Linked DNA regions of Homo sapiens: region 1 is linked to region 2. A link is a contact called in ENCODE Hi-C data. All regions are on one chromosome and are shown on one strand. Each heading gives the region's core, a stretch centred on a gene start or an enhancer-like site at or near the end of the contact. The rest is flanking DNA. Distances are from core to core; before and after follow the strand shown. Region 1 overlaps ZDHHC14 (zDHHC palmitoyltransferase 14). Region 2 has its middle 20 kb from the start of SNORD28B.

Evidence for each region. Hi-C counts contacts between places; a loop is a spot of excess contacts on that map. Pooled maps may share reads with other maps.
Region 1: a loop to region 2 is called in a pooled map, with 6 times the contacts of the local background. The contact joins two enhancer-like sites. A Hi-C loop is called at or near these places in 6 of 37 single-sample maps with no recorded cell type and 6 of 50 pooled maps.

What each region holds. Positions count from the first base shown.
Region 1 is chr6:157,555,806-157,561,837 of GRCh38, reverse strand. The region is part of intron 2 of ZDHHC14 (zDHHC palmitoyltransferase 14); the gene reads right to left. Among named protein-coding and RNA genes, the nearest start is that of MIR3692, 30 kb to the right of the region's middle. RefSeq lists enhancers at 1-23, 301-430, 4,334-5,119, 4,818-5,127. Within about 2 kb of position 4,782, at least 5 of the 41 ENCODE cell types and tissues checked have a DNase peak (open chromatin) inside an H3K27ac peak, as active enhancers do.
Region 2 is chr6:156,395,706-156,402,687 of GRCh38, reverse strand. No RefSeq gene overlaps it. Among named protein-coding and RNA genes, the nearest start is that of SNORD28B, 20 kb to the right of the region's middle. RefSeq lists enhancers at 5,123-5,652, 5,653-6,183 and a silencer at 6,465-6,514. Within about 2 kb of position 5,732, at least 6 of the 41 ENCODE cell types and tissues checked have a DNase peak (open chromatin) inside an H3K27ac peak, as active enhancers do.

The sequences.
Region 1 (6,032 bases), core at 3,533-6,032, 1.2 Mb before region 2:
AAAATACAAAAAATAGCCGGGTGTGGTGGTGCACACCTATAATCCCAGCTACTTGGGAGGTGGAGGCAGAATCACTTGAAACCAGGAGGTGGAGGTTAAAGTGAGCCATGATCACGCCACTGCACTCCAGGCTGGGTGACAACAGTGAAACTCCATCTCAAATAAATAAATAAATTCAACTCAACAATTCAAGAGGTCTGGGTGAGAGCACCTGCTCTGTGCCAGGTGTGCGTGTATAGTTTCTGTTTCCTAATTATAAACTGAGGGTGGCTGCTTTGTCATTTTTGTCCCCCATGTGTATCTGAGCGCCGGGACAGCAGGTCTCACATGCGCGCCCGTCGGACACTCTACCTGCTGAGTCAGAATTTCCAGGGGAAGGTGCTCACTTGTATATGTATACATTTTATTACTGAAAATAATACACACGGTAAGAAAAAAAGCAAGCAGGTAAACATTTCCAACCTCCACGGGATTCTATTCTGCACTACGATGGCAGCCTTCAGCCTAGACCGTGTCCTGGCACGTGCCAGCTGCTCAGCAGGTGTTTGATGAAAACTCAGCATGGCCTCTGAGCTTTGTCCCTGGCCCTGACCCCAGCAAGGCATGCTTCTTCCACACACGGGATAGATTGTTTTCAATGAAGCAGAGTGAATGTCGTTCTCAGGTGTAGTTGCAAGAAGCCACACTCAGCAATGCTCTCTGAGGCGATTTCCAATAAAGGACCGCCTTGCACAGGGCAGCTAACACCCCCACGCTCTGAGGACCTGGGCTCCCCGAAATGTCCTTCTGCACTCTGCATTTAAATGCTGACTATTTTTTGGTTTTAGTTTCTTATGGGCTTCCATTCCAAACAACTCATTACAGTCTTGTTCAATTTCTTCTTTCTCATGTTCTAGTGGGTTCGTGATTAGACACGCCACGCCTCATAATGTTGTGCTTGGATAAGCAATCTGCTATTTTCACAGCTTCTTCAGGTTAATGCATCCGTTCCTCATAATGCTTCTGTGAGTCAGGCAAGGCCGTGGGATCCCATTATCCAGATGAAAACACAAAGCCCCTAGAGAGAATTCGTGATTTGCCAAGGCCAAGGCAATGAGTAAGAAGTACTGCTTAATAAATGTTTGCTGAATGCATATCTATTAATGCTAGAGTTTATGTAATGACATTTACTGATTTTTTTTCTTCTAATTATAAAGGTAACACATGCTCATCATAGGGAATATCAGAAACGTACAGAGAAAAAAACTAAAATTACTTGCCAGTCCAATCACAAAAAAAAACTTGTTTATATTTCCTTATAATTCCTATATATATTAAGATCCCAATGTACATCCAATTTTGTATTTTGCATATTTTCATTGAAATTGTATAAGGATAACTTTTATAAGCCATTAGATATCTTTGATATCAATATTTTAAGACGTTCTAACAACGTGGCGTTTACAGAAGCAGATTGCAAAGGTGATTCACGAGGACGTGGTGGTTGGCCATCTCTCTGGGATAAGTGGTCTTCAGCCGGGCACCTGCTGCCCCACAGGCTTTTGAAGAAGGTGTACTGTAGCTGTTGTGTAGGCAACTGATGTGGCAACAGTCGGCCCCGCTTCCTGGCTGACACGCTCTTCTCCAGGACAGCTTTGCTCCCCAGCAAGTGCAGCAAAAATTCACTCCAGAATCAGTCACTTGCCTCTTTCCGTGGGCATGACTTTAGAGCCATTGGCTTTAGAGCTGAGTTGGCCACCACCCTGTGCCTGCATGAGTGGAAAGGTATAGTGTAATTCATCATAGACGTATAGTGTAATTCGTGTATCCATTTCCCTCCTGGTATGCATAGAAATTGCTTCTACTTCCTTTACACTATTATAAATAACTCTATCATGAACATCTTCATGTTTATTTTCAAGTAAGGTTTCTATTTTGCTCCCTGCAGCCCTGTCCATGGGGGCCTATTTCAACTTCTTTCACAGTGAATTTTTTCCATCATTTTATTATTTTGGTTCTTCATGTTTATTTCTAAAACTTGACACAATGTAGAAAGACAGCTCCTAATTCTCTCTCTGTAAATCCAGACGTTTCAGAGCTTTCCTTCCAGACTCTTTTCTGGACAAAACATTTATAATGGGTCCAACTCCAAAATAGTATTCATGACAACCTGGAGCTTGAAGTGGGGAAAAACAAAACAGTGAAAACAATGAATGGAGTATGTCTTTAACTGAGAATGAGAAGAAGTGCCAGGAAACATGAGCATGCTGTTATTCCAGGAAGATGCCCTTCAAGATGGCAGGGTGGCTGGGCTCTCCTTGGGAGACCTGAGGGCAGTTCCAGCTTGAGCGGATTCTTTCCACTCATGCAGGCACAGGGTGGTGGCCAACTCAGCTCTAAAGCCAATGGCTCTAAAGTCATGCCCACGGAAAGAGGCAAGTGACTGATTCTGGAGTGAATTTTTGCTGCACTTGCTGGGGAGCAAAGCTGTCCTGGAGAAGAGCGCGTCAGCCAGGAAGCGGGGCCGACTGTTGCCACATCAGCTGCCCACGCAATAGCTACAGTACACCTGCTTCAGAAGCCTGTGGGGCAGCAGGTTCCCGGCTAAAGCCCACTTGTCCCAGAGAGATGGCCGACCACCACATCCTCGTGAATCACCTTTGCAATCTGCTTCTGTAATCACCATCAGTCTCTCTGTAGTCATAATTGTCAAAGTGTGCAAATAGTTATTAAAATATTGATTAAAGAAAACCAACAACCATTTATCATCATGGAAGAGTGGTTGTTAACTGCTTTTATCTCGGCAGAGCTTCATGGGGAGCTTGAAAAAGCTCATTGTTTGTGTGTTTTGAGCTGTAAGAGTTGGGAAGTGTGATTAGACTCAAAGGGCTCACTTTCATTTGTATTAGAGAGCTGGGGGGAAATCCACCCTCCGAGGTTGGGGGCTGAGCAGCTGTGCCTGCAAGTCCTGCTTCCAGATGCTTCTCCCCTAGAAAGTTCCTACAGCAGGGAAGAGGAATCTCTGATCTACATTACTTGAACTTTGTTTTATTGTTTGTTTGCTTTTTTTTTTTTACCACCAAAGTTCACTTGGTGATTTTTGCAAAATGCCATCCCAATCATTTTTGTTTTAGTAATGACTCCTTACAACCACCCTGTGCACTGTCAAGTGGAAAAACAGAATCATAAGGGCCTGAAATGAGGATCCCAAACAGAAGACATAAAACCAAAAACACAATTCTGAGTCTTTCATTGCTTTTGCCTGAATCCAATCTTTCTTTACTGATGGGCCATTGCTTTTCTTATATTAGAAATTCCTCCTCTCCACAAAATTGGATTCCATGTTTGCACCAGAGTCATTAGTTTTGTTTTCCTCTAGACTTGGTAACAGCTGGGTGTCAGCCCTCTCGATTGGCTACTCTTGTCACTGAACGGCCTACCTGTGGGCGCTCTGGGTGATCCATGGCTCTTGAACAGTTTCCCTGTGTAATGCAGACTAGCCAGGTCAGAAATGAACCATCAGAATACCAGGCATCTGTCAAAAGGGGATCAGGGGGACATGAATGTCACCTGGCTCAGAGTAATTATCAGCCATTTCTGGGAATGGCAGCATGTCGGTTGAGGAGTTTAGATCTATGCTGTCCAAGGTGCTGGCCACTGTCTGCAGGGGGCTCTTGGGCACACATATTGTGGCTAGATCTCAAAGATTTAGTACAAAAAAAGAGAATGTAACATATCTCAATACTTTAAATATCTTTACATATTGATTACTTTTCAAATGATCATACTCCCAATAACTGGGCTAAATAAAACATACTATTAAAGTGAACTTCACCTGCTTCTTTTTACTATTATACAGTGGCTGCTGGAAAATTTACCATGTGTGGCTTGCATGTGTGGCTCACATTATAGACTACTGGACAGCGCTGGCTTGGCCAATCAAAATCATTCATTGGAAATCAGGGGAAATTCACTATTTATCCCAATAAGGGTGACGGAAGTGAGAGCAGTCCCCAGTACTCTGCCCGGATTGCACAGCATGGGCCTCCCACAGGGGAGTGGCCGCCATTCCTTTGCTAGTCTATTTGCTTGGGAGCACTGAGCTGAGAGCCATCTATTGCTCACACTCCTCTCAGTGGTTACAGAAATGAAACGAGGAAGTCTGCAGATAGCAATGGACCCAGCTGACAAGAGGTGGACCACAAACCCCTTCCTTGTCTTGAAGTTATTCTTAGAGCTAAATTTGCAAATAAGGACAACCAAAGTCTTGCCCCTAAAATAACGTTTTGTTTTCATCTCATTCTTCCATCTAACGCATGCTGGACACATCTAACCAACGACTCACCTCTGCCGAATGTGAAAATCAACTGTGCACTTTCTGTCCATGTCTATAAAATCCATATATATTATAGGATGAGCCATTGGAGACTAAAATCCTAACATGGCAAAAGTCAAGTTTCTTTTCCCTTCTATCAGAACAGGCACCCCTACCAATCCTGACGCCTGGCAGAACCCTCCCAGAGCCACCAGCCTGGCACAGGTCCTCTGCCCGCCCGTGGTGCTGGCCCTGCCCCTCTGTTTAATTTGGCTGCAATTTCCCACTCTGCCCTGACCTAGTCACCACTAGCAAATCCTCCTCTCCTGCTACAGCGTGCGAGAGGCTGTGCTAGGCCCGCAGGTGCAATATTTCATGTCATTCTCCGAGCAGCCCGGCAGTTCAGGTGGTGCTATTTTGCCCCTGGTTCAGAGAAGGTGACTGCAGCTGGAGGGCTGAGCGGCCTCCCCAGGACACAGCCCGGAGTGGCATGGTCTGGTCCAGGCTCTCGGCCTTTCCCTCGTGGAGAAAGAGGACTGAGTCCTCCCTCAGTGTCTCTTGGAGGGATCCCTCTGCGCTCCAGTTCCCTGATACAGGCCTGGCCTCATCTCTAACCCGAGCCCCTCAGTGCCCGCAACTCTTCCTCCTCATCAGCCCCACCTCTCACTGGCTTCTCCACCAGAGTCAGCACTCTTCAGCTCGCCTGGAACCCGCCCGGGCCTGTCCTTCAGCTGGTGGCAGCCATCTCTTCCCCTTTCTGTCCCCACCTGTCACTCTGCTCCAGCCTTTGCTTCAACACCAGCCTCGTGTCCCCTGTTCCAGCCCCGGGGCCTCGGCTCTGAGCTGTCTCCCTGGACTCCATCTCTGGCTTTCTTGTTCAGTCTCACTCTGTACGTGCTCCTGACTGTGCTGTCAATTAGGGTAGGCATTTGTATTCCTTTCAAACCTTGTTTGACTGCCTGGATTCGAGACCCGTTCCGCCTGCTGGCGACAGGAGCTCCATCCCCTGGCACTGCCTTAACCCCTACCAAACAGCACAGTGAGGGCATGAGCTCAGCGGCCAGGCAGGCCTTTGAGCTGTGCTCTGCTGATTACTAGTTGAGAGGCTTTGGGAGTTACTCGTCCTTTGCGTGCCTCAGTTTTTCCAGCTGTAAAGTGGGAATCACAGTAGCCTCTGGCTTAGAGGGCTGCCGAGAGGACTGATGGGCATGTGGAACACACACACATGGGGCCCGGGGACAGCGAGCGCTGTGGGGTGCTGGCCATCCCCCCTTCCCACCCTCCACCCCCCACCCCTGTCCTCTCTGCTGGCTCTGCTTTCCTGCCTGCTGACGCCTGCCTTGTGCAGCTATGACCCACCACAACACGAACCAAATCCACTAATTACTCCGAGTACGCCACGCTTGGCAGCTGAAGACATCTAGCTGGGGTCCCCATATTTTCCTGTTCAGTCGCTAGTTTGTAAAATAACACCTCCCTTCTCCTGGTCTCTGCCGCCCCGCATCCCAGTACCGCCTCCTCCGGCCATTCATGGCCTGCGTGTCTTGTGAATCCAGCGTGCATCTCTGTCCTCCAGAGGCCTCCCGTGATTAATCCCTCCTGATCCCCTCCTAGGCGGACGGTCCCTTCAGCCCTCACAAATTCAGTTCACATTACAGCAGTGGTTCTCTACTGGGGGTGACTTTGTGCCCAAGGGGACATTTGGCAATGTCGGGAGATAATTTTTTTGGCACAATTC
Region 2 (6,982 bases), core at 4,483-6,982:
AGTACTTTTTTCAACTTTAGAGTTTAATACACATGAGTTCACAGATTTACATATGTGTGTGTATAAACCTGAGGGAGTGCATCAAAATAAACTGTTCAGATCCCTACAGCACTTACAATTTCCAGGCATGCTGGCCTGGCTTCCACCTCCCACACTTACACCTCATTGCCTGAAGGTTTTCTCTGGCTACCAGAGCTGTGAGGCCCTGCATGGGGAGGAGGACAGGCCCACTGCAGAACCCAGATGACTCTCCCCTCCTTATGTTATCAACCAATGATTGACAGTACTTGGTAGATAATTATCACAGCTACTTTACCCCATGGGATAGTCTCAGCTTGAGCTGAGATTAAATGGAATGTCTCGAGCTCCTCAGTGGGATTAAGGTCCCATTGCCTGCAGTTGTCACCTGCTCCACAACACACTCCTTATTGGCTTCTTTCCTTCTCTGTCTGATGTGCCCCTTCCCCTGCAAGGCTATGGGCACCTCCCAAATCACTTAATTGTACCCAAATCCTTGTATTAGCATTTGCTTCTGGAGGAATGAAAACCGAGACAGTATTTTGGATCTGGAGGACATAAAATAAACTCTACATGTGAATACTTAGGAACTCCTGATTCAGAAATGTTTCAGAAAACCTTTCTTTAAGTAGGGCAGCATTCCCTCTGTGGAACTGATTGTGGAGGATTTTATCTGGGTGCAGAGGCCTTATAATGGAAAACATTTTTCTTAACTATTGACAGACTTGCCTACTTTTTGGTGAGGTTCTATAGCAGAAGCCACTCGTCCTCCCTGACTCTCCCTGTTGCTGCAAATGGCATCCACCTGGCCTCACCTCAGGACCTGCATCTTTCTCTTTTCCTCTCACTTTTGGAGGTGCTAGGCTGGGCACAGATGCAACCTGGACATGCTGAGTTATCAGGGTTCAGGGAAGTTTGGAGAAATGAGCTCCCTGAGATTGACTGGAGGCAGAGATAGTGTATTAATCTGTTCTCACGCTGCTATAAAGAACTGCCCAAGACTGGGTAATTTATAAAGGAAAGAGATTTAATTGACTCACAGTTCTGTATGGCTGGGGTGGGGTGCCTCAGGAAACTGACAATCATGATGGAAGGGGAAGCAAACACTTTCTTCTTCACATGGCGGCAGGAGAGAGAAATGCAGAGCCAAGGGGGGAAAATCCCCTTATACAACCATCAGATCTCATGAGAACTCACTATCACTATCATGAGAACAGCATGGGGGAAACTGCCTCATGATCTAATTACCTCCCATGAGGTCCCTTCCCAAACACTTGGGGATTACAATTTTGATTACAATTCAAGACAAGATTTGGGTGGGGATACAGAGCCAGACTATATCAGATGGGATTGCAGGAGATAAGTCTGGATAGATTGGAAAGGAGGATGTTGTCTGGCTATGAAGGGCCCTGAGTGACTGGCTGAAGAATTTGGATTTCATTTTGTGTTTAGAGTTGAGCCACGGACAATTTTTAAGAAAGAGTGGTGACAGTGTTCAATAACATTCAATAAGTACTTACCACCTACAATGGACTGGGAATTGTGGACTGTACAGCAGGCTGTGCAGGAAGTTGCTGAGATTCACCTCCTTTAGGAAACTTTTTCTGATTCCCTGTCTTGTCTGTACCCCACTATTCCTTCTAATATAGCACCTCTAGCACTTTAGTGCATTTATGAAATTACTGCCTGTCTCTACCCCTGCTGCCTGTTTTATTCACCCCACATCAAGCTTTGTGTTGTGTATAGTTAGCCACAGTCAAAGGTCTTCTCCCCAGTTTTTTCTAAAACTGACATTAGGCCAATAAGCACATTGAGCTCAGCCTTCAGGGGGGAGAAGTCATAATCCGCCACCATGATTCTTGAGAAGGATGGTCCTCTTAACCAAAGAACATTGAACATCTTTATGCTGATGCCCAAGAGCCTCAGAGAAATGTAAGCACTATTCAGTGGAACTATTCTTGCCTTCCTCCACGAGATAAATGGCTGAGTCACCGTTCTACCCTCTGGTCTAGTGATTCCCAATCTTCTTTGAGTAAGAGGGACTCCATGAAATACTTCACTGCGAAAATTCTCAAACACACACAAAAGTATTAATAGTGAAAATAGTAATAATGAACCCTTATAGACACTTTACTCAGATTCAACATTTATCTAGAATTTTTCATTCTTGTTTCCTCTATTTGTTTTCCAGCCATCATCTCTTCTTTTAAGTTAAATGTACATAGTTTTGGTGGAGACACTGAATTTGAACATGTGTTCTATTCTTAGAGTGCTGGTTCTAGTCTTTGAAGATTTGGCTTGAAGGTTAAAGCATCGTGAAAAATAAAACTACATGTGTAAACCTGCAGTCTTTTTACCCCTTACAGCTTTGACCTTATTACCCTGAGCAATAAGTCTAACCCTTTCTCCTCTGTGTATTGAAACTAAAGAGTAAGTAGTTGATTCCCACTGTTCTTCCCACAAATTTTCAGCAGGGGTAGGGCCAATTCACTCCTTGTTTTAGGCTTAAAACTCCCCCTGAAGTGCAGGGATGAAGGCTGGTGTGTAACTGAAGTCGCTGGATATTGTGTGCATAAGGTGGGAGAGTGAGTTGAATTTCATGGGCTTTTCTGAAGCTTTCTGTCTTAACTAAAAACGTTGGCATTTTCTGGGAAGTTGGCTGTATGCTTATTGAGAAAGAGAGACTTCTCTTCAGTACAGTGTGACATTTCTACAAAAATCAATGATTTAGAAACAGGTATCTGAAATGAAATGTGCAACTTCACTTTCCATTTGTTGGAAATCCTGCTGGGCTGGTTTTGAAATCTTCATACATGTGCGGTATACCTTTAGGGGGTGAAAATTATATTGACTCTGCACTTTGGAACATGTAACAAATATCTTTTGCAATGTGGCAAAAAAATAAAGCAACATCCTAATCCTATATTTCCAAATTGGTTTTGTGCTAGTTATTTAATTTATTGTTTACTTTTGGTACTAGTGTTTGTTTTTTCCTTTTATCTTGGAAGCTTTTTATCTTTATTAGACTCAGTTACCTAATCCAGTAGAAGGGATGGTAATGAACGTGGCACACTGCTACCCTATCCATGTGTCAAGTTGAAACCTGCTATTTGATTATCAGAAGTAGTGAAGCTTATAGGAGCATGATGATGTTTTAAATTTGATTTTTTTTTGAAAATTAAAGAAGCCAGGTACTAAATATCAACACAATGAAGAAGGAGAGGCTCAACCCACTTTGAAATCCAGCCCCCTTCCCCACCAAGGTGCTCAAGAATTTCTGCATCTTCTTTAAAGTCCTTAAAAGGATTAACTTCTAAAGGGACTGATAAAGGAGGAGAGAAAAATAAGAAAGTATAAAAAGACTCTAATAAAAACTCAATACAGGGCTAGCACTTAATTCCATCTCACAATAACAAGAAGAAAGCATAATGGAGATTGAGGAGCAGGGCCATTTACATAATAACTTCCTAGCAACAGCTGTAATGAACAAATACGGGCAGATGAGTCAATTACCTGAGACACTACCTTACATCAGAGCTTAGAGAAAAGGGAAAAAGGAAAGAAACAATTAAATAGCTGAGATTCCCTGAATTTGGGTTATATCATATGTAGTTTCAGACCTAATTGCGTAAAACTAATTAGGCCAAAGAGAATCCACCTGATGAGACAAATATTGTCACCATCCAGGGGCAGGCAGGGGTGAATGGGTGCTTACCTTTCCTGTTAACGGGTGGGCTTGGGCTGGTACCTGTGAATATTCTGGCTTGGCTTGAACATATTTAACGTCAAAATCATCCTCATCCTCCTTCTCCTAATCACCATCACTGCTGTCATCTGTTGAGTGCTCCCTAACTCTCCTACATAATATCTCCTTCAACCTGCATAATATTCCTGTCAAAGTAGATAAGATCATCTCCATGTTACAGATGAGGAATCTGAGGCTGAGAGCAGGAAAATTACCCAAAATCTAATGGTTAATAATTGAAGTGATGATAGTTCATTTTTATTGAGCACGTGGCGGGCACCACGCTAAGTGCTTTGCATGGATTGTCTGAGGTTACTACACTCACTGCAGATGAGGAAACAGAGAGGCAGGGAAGTCAGGTCACCTGCCCAAGACCACACAGCTTCTGAGAGCAAGAACCAGAACTTGAATTCAGGTGGTTGTGTCAGAAGGTGCGAGAATTAGGATTCAAACCTAAATATACTTAATGCAAAGCCCATGCTGGTACCATTGCAACTCCCTGTGGCCATGGGCACTTGCAGGGCAGAGGCAGCCATGCCAGCCAAGGATCGTGTGACTTGTGTTTCTTTACACACACTTCATGGATGTAACAAAAGTATGGTAGTCACACTGTGCTTCTGTCAATTGAATAAGGTGATTCTGAGGCACAGTCATGGAGGATTTGCCTGTATGAGTGTGCATTTGTGTACATATGTGTGTGCGTGCTTCCTTTTCCTGCAGTACTTCAACTGGACAGGATTGCATGCTCCAGAACTTTCTTTCAATATTCCCTTCACTTAGGGAATCTTTGCCCCATTCAGATAACAGACTGCAATCTGGGAAAATACTTCATGCCGCAGCATTAACACCAAAGAATGTATCAAAGGCTTCTCTTTTCTAGAATGGCACACTAACATCTTTTATTAGGTGCAGATGTTTTCTGCGCTTTAAACAAAATGAGCGACTACGTGTAGAAATTCAGCCTCCTTGACAGGGAGTTGGAGGTCTCCTCAGGTGCATTGTGTATGTATGTATGGTGGGACTGAGTGAGGGGGGCTCAGAAAGGATTTTTTTTTTGGGAAAGAGAGAGACGCTTCTTTGCTTCTGAAACTGTCAAACAGACCCAGGTTTCTCGTTCCACCTACATTGTGATCCCCAGGCCTCATCCTTCCTCCCTCTGGGCTAGCAGGAAGATTTAAGGAGGGGCATGGATCTGGGGGAGACGTAGCCGGAGGAAAGTGGGTCAGTAGGCTGAGAGGCAGGGGACGCATCTCGATTCCATTTCCTGGATTGTGCCCTTTGTCAGACTTGCCTACAGACAGAGGGCCTGTGTGTTCCAATTTTGCAGAATTACCTTCCCTGGTTGGAACCCAATCCCCCAACCTCAAGCTCTGCAGACATCTTCCCTGATCAATGTCCTGTCCTCTTTTCTCTGTCAAGTTGTTCCTCCTTCCCGAGCTCTATTGTGATTTGGGGCACCTGAGGAATTAACTATTTCTCTCGTGTCTTTGCCTAACCACAGGTGAATGTCTCGACCCGCTTTTAAGCTGGCTCCGCCCTCTGGACGCGTTCTTTTAAAGGTGGGAGCTCCGACGGAGGGCCCTGATTCCGGCCTCGCTACCAGCTGGGCTGTGTGGGGGAGCGAGGCCTAATAACCCAGGGGGCGCTGGGCGGGAACGGCGTGGATCCCTCGGCCTCGCACACCTGGCTCCTAGTCCTCTCGGCCGGGCCGGTGATCCTCTGGTCGGGGGTGGGGGTGGGGGGGGCTTGCGGCAGCTCACACCTGAGGCCGTTACAAAAGGCCTGCAGCTTAACTCGCTGCAGCTCGGGGGGATGGATTGCCTACTAACTGCAGGCGCCGTGGTGCGCCGAGAAAACAGCGAAAACTGGGCCAGCGGAGGCGGGTGGGCCTCCTTGGAGGAGCGCACCTGGGGTGCGGGAGCGCCTCCTGGCAGCCTTGGCCTCGCCTCCCACGCGTGGACGCGCAGGGCCCAGGACACCGCAGCCGCCTACTCCTTTCTGCAGCCCCGGGGTCTGAAGGTAGTTACGAAGGAAATCTTTTGTAAAATGTTCCTTTTTCCTCCTCTACATTTTCTTTCTCTGTCCCTCAGTAATCCCGGTTCAGGGGTTAGCGTCCCTCACTAATCCCTGGATTTAAAAAACATTCTCCTTTTACACCCAAGCTTCAATTGGTAGAACAGAGAGACAACTGACGTCGCTTTTGTTTTGCCAGCTTTTGTTTCCGGTGCATCAGAAACTTTTTGCACCTGAGACATTATGAGATTGTGCCCCAGCCGGTTTCTAAATTATTTCTAGGTGAAAAAATTTTGCAACCTACCTTTGCAGTAAGAATTCCCCCTACCCCTCCTTTAGAGAAAGTACTTGACAGTGAATAACATCCTATATTTATAGACCAATGATTGCTACATTTCATACCGTGTAGGTTTCCTTCTGAAACCTCAATCACATTTGGTTACTGTGGTAGGGGTTTAAATGTAGCAACTAATGGGCTGTGGCAGCAGGCATTTCCCTACCTCTCCTTTTATTGAACCTTTAAGTGGCAACTGTGCTTCTCTGGGTAAGAGCAAGGCTTTGAGATTGCGTTCCATGGGTTAGCTCGGTTCTTTAGCGAAGATTCAGAGATCCTGAATTGCATCAAGAGATGCATTTGTCGGTCTGGGTTTCAGATAAAAGCATGAAATCTCACTGACTTGCTGAACATTGTGGTTTTGAATCGGGGCTTTGGAGATGAAGCTGTGAAACCTCCCAAACCAAAGTTCCTAACAGAAATCACCAGCTGTGATTTACATATTGGCTTTGCCACAAAGTTTTAGTTCGACTCTGTTTCTGTTGTTATGGTGTCTTATGAATATTTTCTGATATTTAACCCAAAGCCCTCTTGCTGTTTCCAAACTGGTTACCTGAGATAACTGAGGCACTTGTGCTGCTGTTTGGACGGGATTACTTCATGTACTTAAAGGCTGGCCATACTGCAGACTAAATACATCTGGTATCACCCTCTACTAAGTTTTTAAAAAGTCTTTGCTGAATGAAATGCAAAAAGAAAATGCAAACAATGCTTGGGCTTTCCTTTTCTTTTCCAGGCTCTCTTTACAACTCTTGCAAAGATGTCAAGACATATTTCAGTATTCCACCAGCGAGGTTACAGTTTTATTAGTGATGGCCTTGGTTCACACCATAAATGTGAATTTACCATTTTCTGTTGGCTTGACTGACCTG